Regions from separate parts of the Homo sapiens genome. Here all the other regions are linked to region 3. A link is a contact called in ENCODE Hi-C or POLR2A ChIA-PET data. All regions are on one chromosome and are shown on one strand. Each heading gives the region's core, a stretch centred on a gene start or an enhancer-like site at or near the end of the contact. The rest is flanking DNA. Distances are from core to core; before and after follow the strand shown.

Region 1 (3,482 bases), core at 107-2,606, 550 kb after region 3:
AAAAAAAGGAGCTGTCGGCTGAGAGATGAGCACCTTTTCTCTGGAGCTCCAGCCACTGTATTGAACCATGAGGTGGCCTTCCAAATGGAAGTCAAAGCTAGAATGACAGACAGAAAGAATAGGAAACGAATTTCCCATTCTATTCTTATTTCCAGTCTTTATTATAGAATCATTTAAGATTAGGTTTAGTTGTAATAAGTAGAAAATTAAAAAATTTATAGCAGTGCCTTAAATATGCTACAAATTATTATTATTATTTTTTGAGACAGGGTCACGTTCTGCAGCCCAGACTGGAGTGTAATGTCACAATCTTGGCTCACTGCAGCCTTAACCTCCTGGGCTCAAGTGGCTCTCACACCTTAGCCTCTCTTGTGGTTGGGACCACAGACGTGTGCCATCACGCTGGGCTGATTTTTACATTTTTTGTAGAGACGGGTCTCCCTATGTTGCTCAAGCTGGTCTGGAACTCCTGGGCTCAAGTGATCCTCCTGCCTCGGCCTCCTAAAGTGTTGGGATTACAGGCGTGAGCCACTGTGCCCGGCCTATTTTTCTATCTCACATAAAACTAGTTAAGAGATAAGCAGTATGGGGAAAATACAGTGGTTCCAAAAAACCACAGACTATTAGGTATCTATTGCTGCATAATGGATTACACCCAAAACTTAGAACCTTAAAGCAGCAAACCCGCATTCCCATCTATTTCCCAGTTTCCAAGGGTCAGGAGCCCGGGAAGCTGCTCTCAGGCTGCTGCGGCTCAGGATCGCTGATGAGGCCTGCCGCAGCCATTCTCAGCTGCACCGGGTCCGGGCATCCACAGCCGGCTCACGCGCTGGTGGTCGCCAAGCCTCAGCTCTTGCTGGCTGTTGGTTCAGGGCTTCGGTTCCCAGCCAGGTGGGGCTCTCCAAAGGAGAGGGCAGCTCAAAACAACCCGCTGGCTTCCCCCAGAGCAAGTGATAGGAGACAGGAAGAGGGAGCTAGAGAGAGCCCTGAAGGTGGACGTCGCAGTCTTCACTCAATCAATCTCCGCAGGGAACGCCCTGCAGGCCCAGGTATCCTTCCGGTCCCTTCCTCCTGCCCCTGTGCTCCAGATCCCCCAGGCTCCAGCCCTGCAGCCCGAGCCCCACCCACTATCCTCGCCTCCCGCCCTGCCGCTCGGCCCTCCCGCTTCAGGTCTCTGTCTCTCCCTTTCTCCCTTCCCCTCTCTCTGTATCCTTTACTTTGTGCCTCTGATGCCTGACCTGGCCCCAAGCCAGCACCCCACCATCCCACCCTCTTCCCACCCTGCCCCCCGGCCACGTGCCCCCGGGCCAGCCAGAACGCTGACCCCTCCCCCTGAGTCCACTCCCCGCTCCCCGCTCCCCGCACAGCCCGGGCCACGCCCTACCCGGGTGCCCTCCCTTTACCCAGCTCCTTCCCATCCAGCCGGGTCCTGATCCAGCCCCCTGCTCCAGGATGCCCCCTCCTAGCGGTGTGTGAGGCTTTCATGACCCTTCTTCCTCCTTTCCCGACAGATCAGCGGGGGAGGTGGGCTGAGCCGCCCCTCTCGTCGTCACCCCTGCCTTGGCCGCCCAGCCGTGCTGGGAGAGTTTGGTGGCCGTGGCTGGCACTGCGGCAGTGCCCATGTCAGCTCTGGCGCCTCTACCGAACTCCCTGTTTTGGGGGCTCTTTCCCTACCAGGGTCACGTCGATGAGGAATCTACGTCCCTCCCAGCCCGGTTCCCACCTCTCAGGTGGGGCAGATGCCAGAGGCCTCCCGGGTCCACGCCCGCGGGCCACTTGGACCGCCCTGCCCCGGCCAACCCCGCCCCACCCAGACTCCCGCCCGCGAGCGGGTGCCGAAGCACGAAGCACGTACGCCCCCTGGTGGCCGTGGCGGGGACTGCCGCGCGGACTCCGCAGCCCCGCCCCACCCCGCCCGCCCAGCCCAATCCCACCCGCTCCGCCCTGCTCGCCCCTGCCTGCTCACCTACTGGGCTGCGCTGTCCACGCCTGGAGCCCGGGCAGCTTCAGTTCCGCGGAGGACAGGTGTAACCCACAGAGTGATTCCTTTACCGGGGCCTGCTAGGCTCCGGCCCACGAGGCAGGACTGGCGGCGTTCTCACGTCCTGGAAGTCAAGGCCCCAAGGGGACCGAGGCGCTGCCCAGGCTCCCCTGACTGCCAGCTCCGGCCTGGCCACCCAGTCCGCCCCCAGGGACCGGACTGGGTGCGCCGTCCACCCTTCCAGTACCTGGAACATTCTCCGCGGATTGGGAGGTTCTGGGTTCTGCCCTAGATTCCCAAGCAAAGTTGCTCCTTTGCTCTTGTCACTTGCCAGCTTCGTGGTTTTTGTTTTTTGTTTTTGAGACGGAGTCTCGCTTTGTCGCCCAGCCTGGAGTGCTGTGGCGCAATCTCGGCTCACTGCAACCTCTACCTCCCCAGGTTCAGGCGATTCTCCTGACTCAGCCTAGCTGGGATTACAGATGTGTGCAACCATGCCCGCATAATTTTTGTATTTTTAGTAGAGACGAGGTTTCACCATGTTGGCCAGGCTGGTCTCGAACTCCTGACCTCAAGTGATCCACCTGTCTCGGCCTCCCGAAGTGCTGGGATTATAGGCGTGAGCCACCGCGCCAGGCCTGCTTCTCTAAAGATCCCTGCAGCACGGAGAGGCTGCTAGGGCCCGTGCTTCTGAATAGGTAGCCAGCTGTGGCTATTGATTATCACATTTTTCGTGGTATATAATTTTAATTAATTTTTAATTTTAAAACAAGTGTAAATTGTTCTGCAAAACAACTTTGTTTTGTAGGACTATGCGGCACTTTAAATATTGAAAGTGTAGCGTCCAAATTGAGATGTGCTTTGTGAAATACCCCCTGGATTTCAGAGTTAGCACAAAAATAACGAATCGAAACTATCTCATTCCTTTACTGTGAATTACATGCTGAAATTTTTGTTTGTTTTTTGAAACAGAGTCTCACTCTATTGCCCAGGCTGGAGTGCAGTGGCGTCATCTCGGCTCACTGCAATTTCTGCCTCCCAGGTTCAACTGGTTCTCCTGCCTCAGCCCCCTAAGTAGCTGAAATTACAGGTGCCTGCCACCATGCCCGGCTAATTTTTGTATTTTTAGTAGAGTCGGGGTTTCACCATGTTGGCCAGGATGATCTCTATCTCCTGACCTCAGGTGATCCACCCGCCTCAGCCTCCCAAAGTGCTGGGATTCAGGAGTGAGCCACGGCGCCCGGCCTCACACTGAAGTATTTTTGATATATTGAGTTAAATGAAACATTTAACCTTTTTTAAAAAACGTGGCTACTAGAATGTTTTTAATGATAAATGTAGATCACATTCTATTTCTATATTTCTGCACTAGGAAGTGGGTTTGAGTTAAATCTAGTTTTATTTTCTGACCGTACTGCAGGTACCGGAGGTTGGGGAAACCATTGTCAGTGGAAATGGGGATGTGTATGGGGAAAGGTCCTGATCCTCAGAGACCACGCCCATA
Region 2 (3,273 bases), core at 550-3,049, 530 kb before region 3:
ATTTTTATTTTTTAAGAGAAAGGGTCTTGCTCTGTTGCCCAGGCTGGAGTGAAGTGGTACAGTCATAGTTCATTGCAGCCTCAACCTCCTGGGCTCAAGCAACTAGCTTGAACTACATGTGTGTGCCACCACACCCAGCTAATTTTTAGTTTTTGTTTTTTTGTAGAGATAGGGGGAGGAAGGGTCTCGTTATTTTGCCCAGGCTGGTCTCAAACTCCTGGCCTCAAGTGATCCTTAAGGAGGTATTTTAAAAACTGTTTTCGAAATAATGCCTCCTGAGGTAGCCTGTTTTATTGTTAATACCCATTAGATGGCTTCCCTGTAGGCACAAGCTTAGAAACTTTCCCAGGAAGACCCACAGTTCCCACTGTCTTCAGTTCAGGTTCCTCAAATTGACAAGATCTTCCATTACCTCTCCAAACTTACTATCCATGCTTTTCTTTCATTGTTTCCCCCCACCCCTTTTTTTAACCTTCCTCATTTGCTACCTGGCCTGAGAATTTACCTCCCACTCTGCCCTCCACTTGTCCTTATTCCTATTACTCTTCTTGCTGAATAGTCCATTTGGGACTTCCTTAGTCCAGCCTTAGTCATATCTTCCTCTGAAGCCTTCCCTGACTACCACCAAGGGTCACTGACACTCCTTTGAATGCCAGAAGGATTAGTTGTAAACCTTTCACGTTGACAGTAACTAGCTTGCTTTCATGAGCTTAACTGTTTCATGAGTTTACAACTTGTCTCAATTTGATTTTAAACTACAGAGGCTTTATGTGCTAAGAATGCCACAGGTTTACATTCCATTTGTGTTGAAGCTATAGTAGCCTTTATTTGATATTTGTTTTAATTTCATGACATGAAATTAAATTTTCAGGGACATGCAACGGGTTCGGCCCATTCCCTTCACTTAACATTACTGAGCTGGGCAGTAAGCTCAGAGTTGCAGATATAAAGATGAATAGACAGATACCTACCCAGGAGCTTACTCTAGAAGAGGACAGATGGATAAGCTACATTTTATAGCAGAATTTGGCAAAGTGTACTGAAGCTATAAACAGCTATGATGGTAAATAAGGTAAGAATTATGCTTAGTGAGGTCAGGGAAGGCTTCTAGAGCTAACATCTGAACTGGGACTTCTATTGGCAAGGCAGAAAATCAGGAAAACGCACTTATTCCTGGCAGAGGAAGCCTCTTGATCAAAAATCTTAAGAGATGAAAAAGGACCGGTTGTTAGGAAACAGATGATGGTGCCCAGAGCGCAAGATGAGGGGGAGTGTTGGGAGATGGAGCTAAAAGATACACTGGTGCCAAAGACTGAAGAGCCTCCTGTAGATAGCGCAGGGCGCAGCGCTGAAGGGAAAGAAAAAGTTGGGATTGTTCAATAAAGTTGGTGACTGATTCAGTCGGATTAATTCCGCCCTGGTGGTCTTGTGGGAATGAAGATAACTAGCAGGATAGTCTAAGAAGCCCTGTGGAAGCAGAGTCATGAGCTGTGAATGGGGACGTGGCGGCCACACGGCCGCGCCCACGCCACCCGCAGTACGGGGCTGGGGCTGGGGCTGGGGCTGGAGCCCGCCGTCCCAACAATCCCGGGGACGAGAGTTGGGCGGGAATCCGCTCCACGCAACTCGGCGCGGTCCCGGGGACGTGGCGCTTTCCAGCCAATCCCGGCTATGCGATTGTTAGACCAATGGCTACTCGGGGACGCTATGCGACAGCGGCGGGTTTGCTGATGATTGGTCGGGAGGCCGCCGGCGAGGCGGATGAGGGCGGGGTGCGGACCCGCTTCCGGTTGGGCGGTGCTTGCGCGCGTGAGCTGAGCCGGTGGGTGAGCGGCGGCCACGGCATCCTGTGCTGTGGGGGCTACGAGGAAAGGTAAGTACGGTGATGCCCAGCCCCTTCACCACTGCCTCATCTTTATTCGCTTTCTTTCTGTCCCCGGTCTTGTTCTTGGCGCGGCAGGGGACTGCCTCACTCGGTGCCGCTGTCTCTGCTGGCGCCCGGGTCCCAGGCCTGATGCTGCTGGAGATCCCGGGACCCTCTGTGTGCAGCCTGGGATGGAGGCCGCCGCCCGTCTTACCGCGCGCTCTGGGAAGGGGGCTGGTCCGGTGGAACTCTGTCCCGTTGGGTACTGTTCTGTGCCTGGTTTGCTGCGTCCTGGTCCTCCATCTCTAGGTCACGCCACTCACCGAGTCTCTGGCACCAGAGGGTCATTTTTTGCCTCCGGAAGGTCGGAGGGCATTTGGATAGTGTTATTGTAAGAGTTCCTTGCCGCCTCCACTCACCATCCTGCTTGTATCTGCCAGCTCCGCCCCAAGGCCACATCCCGACAGTAGGGTGCATCTGCCAAGGTCGTGTTCACTCACCTAAAGGGTGCAGAAACAAGGGGGGAGAGAACGAGTGACGACACTAGGTGATATCTATGATTTTAAAGAAAAGCTGAATGTTTAGAGCTTCCATATTTGGCTACGTACTTCAGTTAGCGACGGAAAATAGTTTTTAAAGCTTTATTGGGGAATTAATTTTTGTTACGTTTTTTGTTGCTTCTAGCCCCATATCCTACTGATTTTTAGCATGCTGCGGTCAGAAATAAACTTAATTCCCTATAGCTGCCGCGATTAAGCGTAGAGTGGCTTGCAGTTTCAAAAGCTGCTTTTGCATCAAGGCCCAAGCTCCGTGGGTCTCCTGCTAAAACTTTTGAGCCTGTGATCTGAATTCCTAAGTGTATAAAATTCTAGAATAGTGTCTTCGAGAATTGAGTTGCGTTCATTTTCTGGTGTGGACCATGAAGTCAACGTTAATGAATTGGGAATAAGGTGGCTTCTAGTTGTTTTTTGTTCTAGTAGCTTATTCAGCTTGGAGGCAGAGAACCTTGGAATCTCTGTTAAATTAGTCTGCCATAGAATGGAACTTGACACAAGACAAATGCAAGTTTGACCTCACTCAGTAGATTTAATTAACCAAATACCAAACGACAGTAATCACTGAAGAATTTATATAGTATAATCCAAATGAGGGACCAGATATAACCTCTAAGTTGTATTTGTCAAGAAAATGAGTTTGCCAAGACCTAATCTGAGGTTTTACTGTGATTGGGGGGTGGGGGGGTTCCAATAGGATTCTTTTGAGAATCACAAGTAGGAAAGCCATGAGCTCACAAAAATGTATTGAGTATGCCTGAGTGAATAGTACTCAATATAGCTTTGAAACCAACTCATTGTCACTCTCAATGTAATCATTGTTTGTTTTCATTCATCCAGTGATGTGTCAAGAAG
Region 3 (3,211 bases), core at 354-2,853:
TTTTTTTTTTTGAGACAGAGTCTTGCTCTATTGGCCAGGTTGGAGTGCAGTGGCACAATTTCAGCTCACTGCAACCTCCGCCTCCTGGGTTCAGGTGATTCTCCTGCCTCACCCTCCTGGGTAGCTGGGATTACAGGCACGCATTACCATGCCTGGCTAATTTTTTTTTTATTTTGAGTAGAGATGGGGTTTCACCATGCTAACCAGGCTGGTCTTGAACTCCTGAGCTCGTGATTCACCCACCTCAACCTCTCAAAGTGTTGGGATTATAGGCGGGAGCCACTGTGCCGGTTTTGTTTTGTTTTGTTTTGTTTTGTTTTTTAATAGAGATGGGGGTCTCACTATGTTGCCTAGGCTTGTCTTGAACTCCTCGGCTCAAGCAGCCCTCCTGCCTAAGCCTCTCAAAGTGTAGCCACCATATCCGGCCCTAAATGAGTTCTTTTTGTATTCCGTAATTTTTAGAGTTCACCTTAAATTTTACAGTGTCTATAGATTGATAAATTTGCTTGATACTTAATTCATGCTTATATCCTTATCACTAAATGCATAATATATGTCAAATAAATTATTTGTAATGGATTTTTTATGGACATTAAAATATATTCTTTATTGATATTGTTCCAGTGTCTGACTTTCATTTATAATTTCATATTACCATTTTTGCTCCTATCTACTACTCACTTTCTAGCTAAAGTGTTTATACTTACAGTGATGGAAAGTTTTTGACTTGGGCCTTCCTTATTCCTGCGTATTATTTAATTTTACAGTGTTTGGTAGAAGCAAGGTCAAAAGTTTACTGAAAAGAAAATGAAGCCCATTAGGAGACTATTAGGTATATCTTAATATTTCCTTTCTCAGTTCCTTTAGATCCTTCCTCATTGTATTATCTGGGTCACACTGGTTGAGGGATTCTACCTTCCTAATGTAACGTCAGTTGTGTTTAGAACTGCCTTGACATACGTACCTGCTTGATTGGCGTCCTCTTCTATTAGTCACCAGAGTACAGAGATACTCAGTTCCAATGATAAAAATAGTATACATTCCCTTTAGTTAGAATCTTCTTAGTGCAAATAACCTTGGACCTATGGGTCCTGTCCATGATAAAAGGCAGAACATTTTTCACTTTTTTCTTTGAGTTTCTCTTCCTGTGACTTCCCCCTCCTTGTTATATGTTTTACATTTGACAAAGGGGGAAAGAACACTCAAGATTCCTAGTCATATGCCAGATAAATATATAATAGACATTATTTTAAATCTATAGCTGAGCTTGTGAAAAAGTAAGGAAAATCCTTAGGGGCAAAAAAATGATGAGGGCATTGAAAATCAGTGTTAAGTACATAAGCTAAAGTTACGGCTGCTCTGGATGACTAAGAGACTTAGTTTTAACAACCACATGGGAATAAGAGACTTTTTTACTCCCTTGCAGAAAGCTAAGTTCCTCAAAGGGTTTCCACATTATTGAAAAGATGATCTAGAAAAAACATTTGCCCCATGGCATAGAGAAATGTCAAGGAAGTTTGTCCACTCCGTGTGGGCTTTAGGTGAGAAAGGTTTCTCTGAGAATTTGTTACCTGGGGTTGTCTTCACATAGGTTCAGTTTAGAATGTTCCTCTTTTTCTGCAGTCCAGGAAACCCAAAGCCAAGAAATTAACATATAAAGTAGTCTTGAATCTGCAACAGTCCTACGGCATCAGGCTGAAGCAAGTGCAAAACTTCTCTATAGGGATATCCTCAATCTAGGCCACACCAAATCTCACAGCTAAAGGTGCTCTAAAAAAAAAAAGTTTGGGCCGGGCGTGGTGGCTCATGCCTGTAATCCCAGCACTTTGGGAGGCCGAGGCGGGCGGATCACGAGGTCAGGAGATGAGACCATCCTGGCTAACACGGTGAAATCCCGTTTCTACTAAAAATACAAAAAATTAGCTGGGCGTGGTGGCAGGCGCCTGTAGTCCCAGCTATTCGGGAGGCTAAGGCAGAAGAATGGCGTGAACCCGAGAGGTGGAGCTTGCAGTGAGCCGAGATGGTGCCACTGCAATCCAGCCTGGGCAACAGAACGAGACTGTCTCCAAAAAAAAAAAAAAAAAAAAGAGTTTTAAAATAGACCTTCAAAAAATATAGTCACTGAAACTTAAAATTTGGTGGACAATATCAATGGTAGAATGGATACATTATGGTATATTCATAGAACAGAATACTATTAAGCAATGGAAATGAATAAATTGCTGCTATGCATAAGATCATGGCTGAATAACAATAATGTTGAAGGAAGGAAGCCAGATGTAAAATAATATATACTATGTTATTTTATTTATATAAAGCTAAAAACCCGGGTGCGGGTAACATTGGATTTTTGTCCTGGGTGATAGTTACATGGCTGTTTCACTCTGTTATAATTCATTGAATTTATAATTTGTATACTTCCTCCATTTAATAGAAAGCAGATAAGGAAAATGTAATAAATGTCATAGAAAAGATAGGATAAATAGAAAGCATAATAAAAGATGGTAGAGATAAATCCAAATGCATCAGTAATCATACTGAACATAAATGAATTACACTTATTGAAACAAAGACAGATTGTTGTAGCATGTTTTCAAGATGGCTGATGTTAGTTCCTTCCCTCCACATGTGCACCACCCCCATCTAGTGGTGGAGTTTATTCCTCTGTTCATACCAAATCTGGGCTGGCCTTAGTGACTTGTTTGGTGAAATGTGGCAGAGATAACATTCTGGGACTTTCAAGGCCAGGTCATGAAAAGTTTTGCAGCTTCCATCTAGGCCTATTTGAACATTCTCTTTTGGATTGCTGTGCTATGGAACATTTAGTCTTGGAACCTAGCTGCCATGCTGTGAGGAGTCCAAGCCAGATGGAGAGGCTCAGCTGAGCTCCTAGCCAACAGCTAGCATCACTTTTCAGCTACGTGAGTTCCAGTTCCAGTGGGCATCATATGGAGAAAAGCCCAGGCCCTAGGCGTATGGCTCCCAGTCTAGTTATCCTCAATCAATGGAGCCACCTTACCTGAGGCCCCAGATGTTATAGAGCAGACACGAGCTGTTCCTGCTATACTCTGTCTGAATCAGAATTGTGAGTATAATAAAATGGTTGTAGTTTTATGCCACTAAGCTTTAGGGTAGTTTGTAGTGATAGATAACTGAAACCAAATTTGGTACCTTGAAATAAGGTGCTGCCAAAACCTACAATTTGCATTGG

The links. Hi-C counts contacts between places; a loop is a spot of excess contacts on that map. ChIA-PET counts read pairs that join two places held with the same protein, here RNA polymerase II (POLR2A). Pooled maps may share reads with other maps.
Region 1: a pooled map shows a loop between it and region 3 (4-fold over the local background). The contact joins two enhancer-like sites. A Hi-C loop is called at or near these places in 3 of 50 pooled maps. POLR2A ChIA-PET finds 5 or more read pairs at or near these places in 2 of 52 experiments (H1 and activated CD4-positive, alpha-beta T cell).
Region 2: a loop to region 3 is called in a pooled map, with 6 times the contacts of the local background. The contact joins the promoter of CALU here to the enhancer-like site in region 3. A Hi-C loop is called at or near these places in 4 of 50 pooled maps. POLR2A ChIA-PET finds 5 or more read pairs at or near these places in 3 of 52 experiments (activated CD4-positive, alpha-beta T cell, activated naive CD4-positive, alpha-beta T cell and naive thymus-derived CD4-positive, alpha-beta T cell).

The regions. Positions count from the first base shown.
Region 1 is chr7:129,824,060-129,827,541 of GRCh38, forward strand. No RefSeq gene overlaps it. Among named protein-coding and RNA genes, the nearest start is that of MIR183, 51 kb to the left of the region's middle. RefSeq lists silencers at 1,148-1,197, 1,268-1,347, 1,648-1,997 and an enhancer at 2,318-2,367. Within about 2 kb of position 1,357, at least 24 of the 41 ENCODE cell types and tissues checked have a DNase peak (open chromatin) inside an H3K27ac peak, as active enhancers do.
Region 2 is chr7:128,737,560-128,740,832 of GRCh38, forward strand. It overlaps CALU (calumenin), which reads left to right and starts at 1,800. Exons shown (of 7, transcript NM_001219.5): 1 at 1,800-1,873. RefSeq lists silencers at 1,407-1,546, 1,617-1,756 and an enhancer at 2,037-2,136.
Region 3 is chr7:129,269,293-129,272,503 of GRCh38, forward strand. The region is part of intron 1 of AHCYL2 (adenosylhomocysteinase like 2); the gene reads left to right. Among named protein-coding and RNA genes, the nearest start is that of AHCYL2, 46 kb to the left of the region's middle. RefSeq lists an enhancer at 2,496-2,790. Within about 2 kb of position 1,604, at least 2 of the 41 ENCODE cell types and tissues checked have a DNase peak (open chromatin) inside an H3K27ac peak, as active enhancers do.